Regions from separate parts of the Homo sapiens genome. Here region 1 is linked to region 2. A link is a contact called in ENCODE Hi-C or POLR2A ChIA-PET data. All regions are on one chromosome and are shown on one strand. The core of a region is the stretch at or near the end of the contact, and the rest is flanking DNA. Distances in the headings are between cores, read along the strand shown.

What was found. A loop is a pair of places that touch in the nucleus more often than their neighbours do. ChIA-PET counts read pairs that join two places held with the same protein, here RNA polymerase II (POLR2A). Pooled maps may share reads with other maps.
Region 1: a map of mammary epithelial cell shows a loop between it and region 2 (2.7-fold over the local background). The contact joins the enhancer-like site here to the promoter of NCBP2 in region 2. A Hi-C loop is called at or near these places in 2 of 168 maps with a recorded cell type or tissue (PC-9 and mammary epithelial cell) and 12 of 50 pooled maps. POLR2A ChIA-PET finds 5 or more read pairs at or near these places in 3 of 52 experiments (K562, activated CD4-positive, alpha-beta memory T cell and activated T-cell).

Annotation. Positions count from the first base shown.
Region 1 is chr3:196,683,724-196,686,423 of GRCh38, forward strand. No RefSeq gene overlaps it. Among named protein-coding and RNA genes, the nearest start is that of CEP19, 27 kb to the right of the region's middle. Within about 2 kb of position 1,313, at least 6 of the 41 ENCODE cell types and tissues checked have a DNase peak (open chromatin) inside an H3K27ac peak, as active enhancers do.
Region 2 is chr3:196,941,190-196,943,889 of GRCh38, forward strand. NCBP2 (nuclear cap binding protein subunit 2) reads right to left here and starts at 1,339. Exons shown (of 4, transcript NM_007362.5): 1 at 1,237-1,339. The coding sequence starts at 1,314. NCBP2AS2 (NCBP2 antisense 2 (head to head)) reads left to right here and starts at 1,485. Exons shown (of 1, transcript NM_001355243.2): 1 at 1,485-2,354. The coding sequence starts at 1,528. The coding sequence ends at 1,827. It overlaps NCBP2-AS1 (NCBP2 antisense RNA 1), which reads left to right. Exons shown (of 3, transcript NR_046630.1): 3 at 1,204-1,345. RefSeq lists enhancers at 671-1,344, 803-1,042, 1,073-1,212, 1,263-1,562, 1,345-2,018 and 2 more.

The sequences.
Region 1 (2,700 bases), core at 63-2,562, 260 kb before region 2:
TTAAGGTTATCTCTCTTGTTCCCTGAACAATTGCTGTTATCCTGTTCTTTTTTCAAGGTGCCCACATTTCATATTGCTCAAACACACATGCTGTACAATTTGTGCAGTTAATGCAATTATTACAGGGTCCTGAGGTGACATACATCCTCCTCAGCTGACAGGATTAAGAGATTAAAGTAAAGACAGGCATAGGAAATCACAAGGGTATTGATTGGGGAAGTGATAAGTGTCCATGAAATCTTCACAATTTATGTTTAGAGATTGCAGTAAAGATAGGCATAAGAAATTACAAAAGTATTAATTTGGGGAACTAATAAATGTCCATAAAATCTTCACAATCCACGTTCTTCTGTCATGGCTTCAGCTGGTGACTTCCTGCAACACTCCGCCTCCCGGGTTCAAGTGATTCTCCTGCCTCAGCCTCCCCAGTAGCTGGGACTACAGGCACCCGCCACCACACCCGGCTAATTTTTTGTATTTTCAGTAGAGATGGGGTTTCACCATGTTGGCCAGGCTGGTCTCGATCTCCTGACCTCATGATCCACCCGTCTCGGCCTCCCAAAGTGCTGGGATTACAGGCTTGAGCCACCGCGCCTGGCCAAGGTTTTCTTAATGGAGGGACATAAAGTCGATATTAGTCGAAAGGGGCAAGTCCCCCTCTTTTACAATGGACACAGAGCTGAAAAGACTATGAGTGACAAAAACTGGTGATAAGTGAAACACAAAACAGGAAAATAGAAGGAGTTACAGTAACATTGTTTGAAGTGTTTTGTTTTTGTTTGAGACGGAGTCTTGCTCTGTCACCCAGGCTGGAGTGCAGTGGTGCGATCTCGGCTCACTGCAACCTCCATCTCCCGGGTTCAAGCGATTCTCCTGCCTCAGCCTCCTGAGTGGCTGGGATTACAGGTGTTCACCACAATGCCCGTATTTTTGTATTTTTAGTAGAGATGGGGTTTCACCACGGTGGCCAGGTTGGTCTCGAACTCCTGACCTCAGGTGATCCGCCTGCCTCGGCCTTCCAAAGTGTTGTGATCACAGGCGTGAGCCACCGCGCCTGGCCTGTTTGAAGTTTTCTTAATGTATTGCATTTAATCAAAGAGGATTGTAAAATGTTTTTAAACTCAGGTGAGCTCTGAAAGTGCCTAGTCCTTGTATTTACCCAAACCAGTGTTTAACTCCTGCCACTGCCACTCACAAAATGCTGGATTGCCTACCACTTACTTCACTCTGCTCCTTGGTTTCTTAATCTGTATAATAGGATCAGAAATTCTTCTGTGAGGAAATTCGGAAAGGAAAACCCAAACGTAGCAGAGACAATGGACATTGGCACCCTTCTGCCCCCTGGTGGTAATTTTTAGAACCATGTGGGCAGTGGCGAGGCTAAAAATAAAATGTGCAAAGTGTAAAACAAAAACCACGCAGTGTCTTCCTTGTCATGCACAGCCGCGTTCGAATCGCTCATTGTCTTGCCTCCTCAGTGCTTTCTCCCGCCCACGACTATCAGTGGTCCAACCACACATTGCAGGAAGTTCCAGGAGTCATCCACTTACCCTAGAGCAAGCTTGTCCCACCTGCTGCCCGCGGGCTGCATGTGGCCCAGGTGGCTTTGAATGCAGCCCAACACAAATTGATAAGCTTTTTTTTGTGACTTTTTTTTTTTTTAGTTCATCAGCTATCATTAGTGTTAGTGTATTTTTTAATGTATGGCCCAAGACAATTCTTCTTTTAATGTGGGGAGAAAAAAGATTGGACACCCCTACCCTAGAGGAATGATAGTGTTTAGTATTTGTTTTCATTCTTATTTTCCTTCTCCTCTATATCGCATGGATTGTGGAGCGTGTCCATGTCTTCAGGTCATCAGCATGACTTTTAGGGGAGGTGACTACAGAGTCAAAGCCATGGGAGATGCGGAATTCAGCTGAAGATCACTTAAACATCCAGCACCGCTGTAGCACTAGTCATAGAAAGAATATGAAGAGAATTCAAGATTAAACAGATTGGCCAGGCGCGGTGGCTCAGGCCTGTAATCCCAGCACTTTGGGAGGCCGAGGCAGGCGGATCACCTGAGGTCAGGAGTTAGAAACCAGCCTGGCCAACATGGTGAAACCCATCTCTATTAAAAGTACAAAAAATTTAGCCGGGTGTGGTGGCACATGCCTGTAATCCCAGCTACTCGGGAGGCTGAGGCAGGAGAATCGCTTGAACCCGGGAGGCAGAGGTTGCAGTGAGCCGAGATTGTGCCACTGCACTCCAGCCTGGACGACAGATCAAGACTCTGTCTGGAAAAAAAAAAAAAAAAGATTGAGCAAAGCAGTCAATAGATTAATTGGATTTAATTAAGTGATGAAAGAATTGAGTAATGGAACTTCACCCATTCTAACCATGTGATAAAGTAGAAAAGGTTCAAAGATTTAGTAGGGGTTTAAAATGAGTTTAAGAGAATGGGATTACAATTCCAATCCCATTGGTAAGACAAATTTTATTTCTAAAAATTCATGTATTTCCCCCCTTTATACAACTGCAAATGCGAGTTTGGAGCTAGAGTGGGAGAGGAAAGCAAAGAATGAAGGGAAAGAAATAGGAGGAAGATTCTAGAAATGGGGGCAGCATGGGAGAAGTGGTGGGAGCAAAGTCCTGGCATATAGATGCCACAATCAAAACTTCTGCCCTGTTTCCTAGCTGCTTGGTGTCAGCACTGGG
Region 2 (2,700 bases), core at 89-2,588:
TCAAGCGATTCTCCTGCCTCAGCCTCCCGAATAGCTGGGATTACAAGCGCCTGCCACCACGCCCGCCTAATTTTTGTATTTTTAGTAAGACGGGGTTTCACCATCTTGGCCAGGCTAGTCTTGAACTCCTAACCTCGTGATCCACCCGCCTCAGCCTCCCAAAGTGCTGGGATTACAGGCGTGAGCCACCGTTCCCAGCCTTGACTAAATAAATCTAAGAGCTTCCCTAATTTAGCGTCAAACAAAATTTCCCTTTCCCTACTCTAGTAACACATTTCACACATTCTCCACACTTACCCTCTGCTATATGCGCCCCTTCCTTTCCCAGTCACAAGGGGATTTTTCCCTTTTCTGAATCCTCACTACAGGGGATTATGAGCTCGCAGAGCGCAGAAACTGTCTTCCCTCTCCCTCTAGGGTTTAGCACAAGGATTTGGCGACAGCACTCGATAAACGTTTACTAAATAATTGGGTTAATGAGTCCCGCCCCGCCAACCCCCAACCGTATTCCATCCCTACCTCCGCTGATACTGAAAAGTCTACTTTGAATATCTGCTGCCTCCCCTTTTTCCACAAAATATACTGTGATATAGTCCGGACTAAAAATTTCCCTCTTCTGAAATCCAGCAATTCTCCGATCTTTACATCCGAACACCCTCAAAGTGCCGAGCTTGGCGGGTCCACCTCCCCACTCCGAAGCTTCCCCGAGGGCGGAGTGAGGACTCCACTTGTGTCTCCCACGCACCGCGTACAGCTTCCGTAACACCATCCTCCCAGAGAAGGGGCCCGAATCGCCGAAGGGCACTGCTTCGCCGATTTAAAAAACAAAGCAAAAAGCCCCGCATCTGCATCAGGAAGGCGCCTCTGCCTACTCTGGGAGAGAGAAGGGCACCCCTCCCCCTTGCTACGTAGTCGTCTGCGGAGGCACAACCGTGGAAACGGGAGCCGCCACCACCACCACCGCTCAAACCTCTCGGCACTGGCTGGGGTACAGGGAGCGGCTGCGAGCGAATGGGATAAGCGAGCCTCCAGTTCCCCGTCTTCCAGAGCAAGTGGCTTCAGTGATATCCAAGCGCCCTTCCAGCACCCATTCCCTGCCTCGCCAGCAGGCACCGGGGCCCCACTTGGCGTTTGCGGATTTCAGCTGAATGGGAGGCGACACAATGAGACAAGAGCAAACCGTTTCTCAGCGTTCTTGCCCAGGGCCTTCCCGTCTCGCGGCCCGGCCTCCCTCACCCGGAAGTGCTGGTCCCGGTACTGGCTCAGCTCCACGTAGGAGTCGCTGCGCAGCGCCTTCAGGAGGCCACCCGACATAGTGCAGAGAAGCGGACCACAATGCGGCGACTCCCGGCACGAGGCTGCGTCCGCGATGGCGGAAGCGGAAACGCGCGGAGGCGAGCATCTCATTGGACCCAATCCGAGGGCGGCGTGTCGTCATCAAGCTGCGCGGGGGCATAGACGTCCGGGTCGGGCGCCGCGGGGCGGAAGACGAGGGCGGCGAGGTCGGGTTCCGGGCGCTTGGAGAAGATGGTGCTGCGGCGGCTGCTGGCCGCCCTGCTGCACAGCCCGCAGCTGGTGGAACGTCTGTCAGAGTCGCGGCCTATCCGACGTGCGGCGCAGCTCACGGCCTTCGCACTGCTGCAGGCCCAGCTGCGGGGCCAGGACGCGGCCCGCCGCCTGCAGGACCTCGCGGCTGGGCCCGTGGGCTCCCTGTGCCGCCGCGCTGAGCGATTTAGAGACGCCTTCACCCAGGAGCTACGCCGCGGCCTCCGAGGCCGCTCGGGGCCACCACCAGGTAGCCAGAGGGGCCCTGGCGCAAACATTTAATCCTGGGCTGTGCGGGGCCGAGGCCGCTTGCTTTTCCTTCCGGGCTCTACAGTGGCATCAATGTGGAGGGGTCATTCCGGGCACTGCGCGCGGCTTCGAATCCCGACTGGGATTGTTGGCCTGCAGACATCCCACGCATAAGAGCCTAGGCCAGACCGCCCGCTCCGTTGAAGTCTTGTGATTGGACAAGACACAGTGTGGAGACAGCCCTAAGCCTAACAGAGATGAAGGTAGGCTGGGTCCAGACACGGCACCTACGGAGAGCCACGGACCGAAGCCAGAGAGCCTTTCCTCTGCAAGTGGGACTGAAACTCTTGACAGATGCTGCTCAATCTGACTGGTATAGCAGGACAGTTAATTCCAGGGACGATATGGATGAAAAGACAACCCTACAGCTGCCAAATTCCTTTGATTAAATGTGTGAGCTGGTTGATAGGCATGAGTGTGATACTTCTCAGGCAAGATGTGTTAAGAATACCGGGGACTGTAGGCCTATGGTAATAATAAACACGTATTTTATGAAATGAGTCTTCTGTGCTGGGACTTGCTCATTGCACTCTATGTGTTATCTCACTCCTTACAACGACATTCACATGAGGAAGCAGATTACTTTTTGGATTTTTTTGTAGAGATGGGGTGGTCTCGAACTCTTGGGCGCAAGTGATCCTCCCGCCTCAGCCTCCCAAAGTGCTGGGATTATAGGCAAGAGCCACTGCGATGGAAACAGAGGCTGCTGCTTAAGTTGCCCAAAGTCTTGCAGAGTGGGATGTGAGCAGAGGCATTTGACTCCAGGGCCTAAGTCCTTAACACAGCTCTGCAGCATTTACCCTGATACTCAACCCCTTCCTTCCCCAACCCCCCACCATCAGGCAT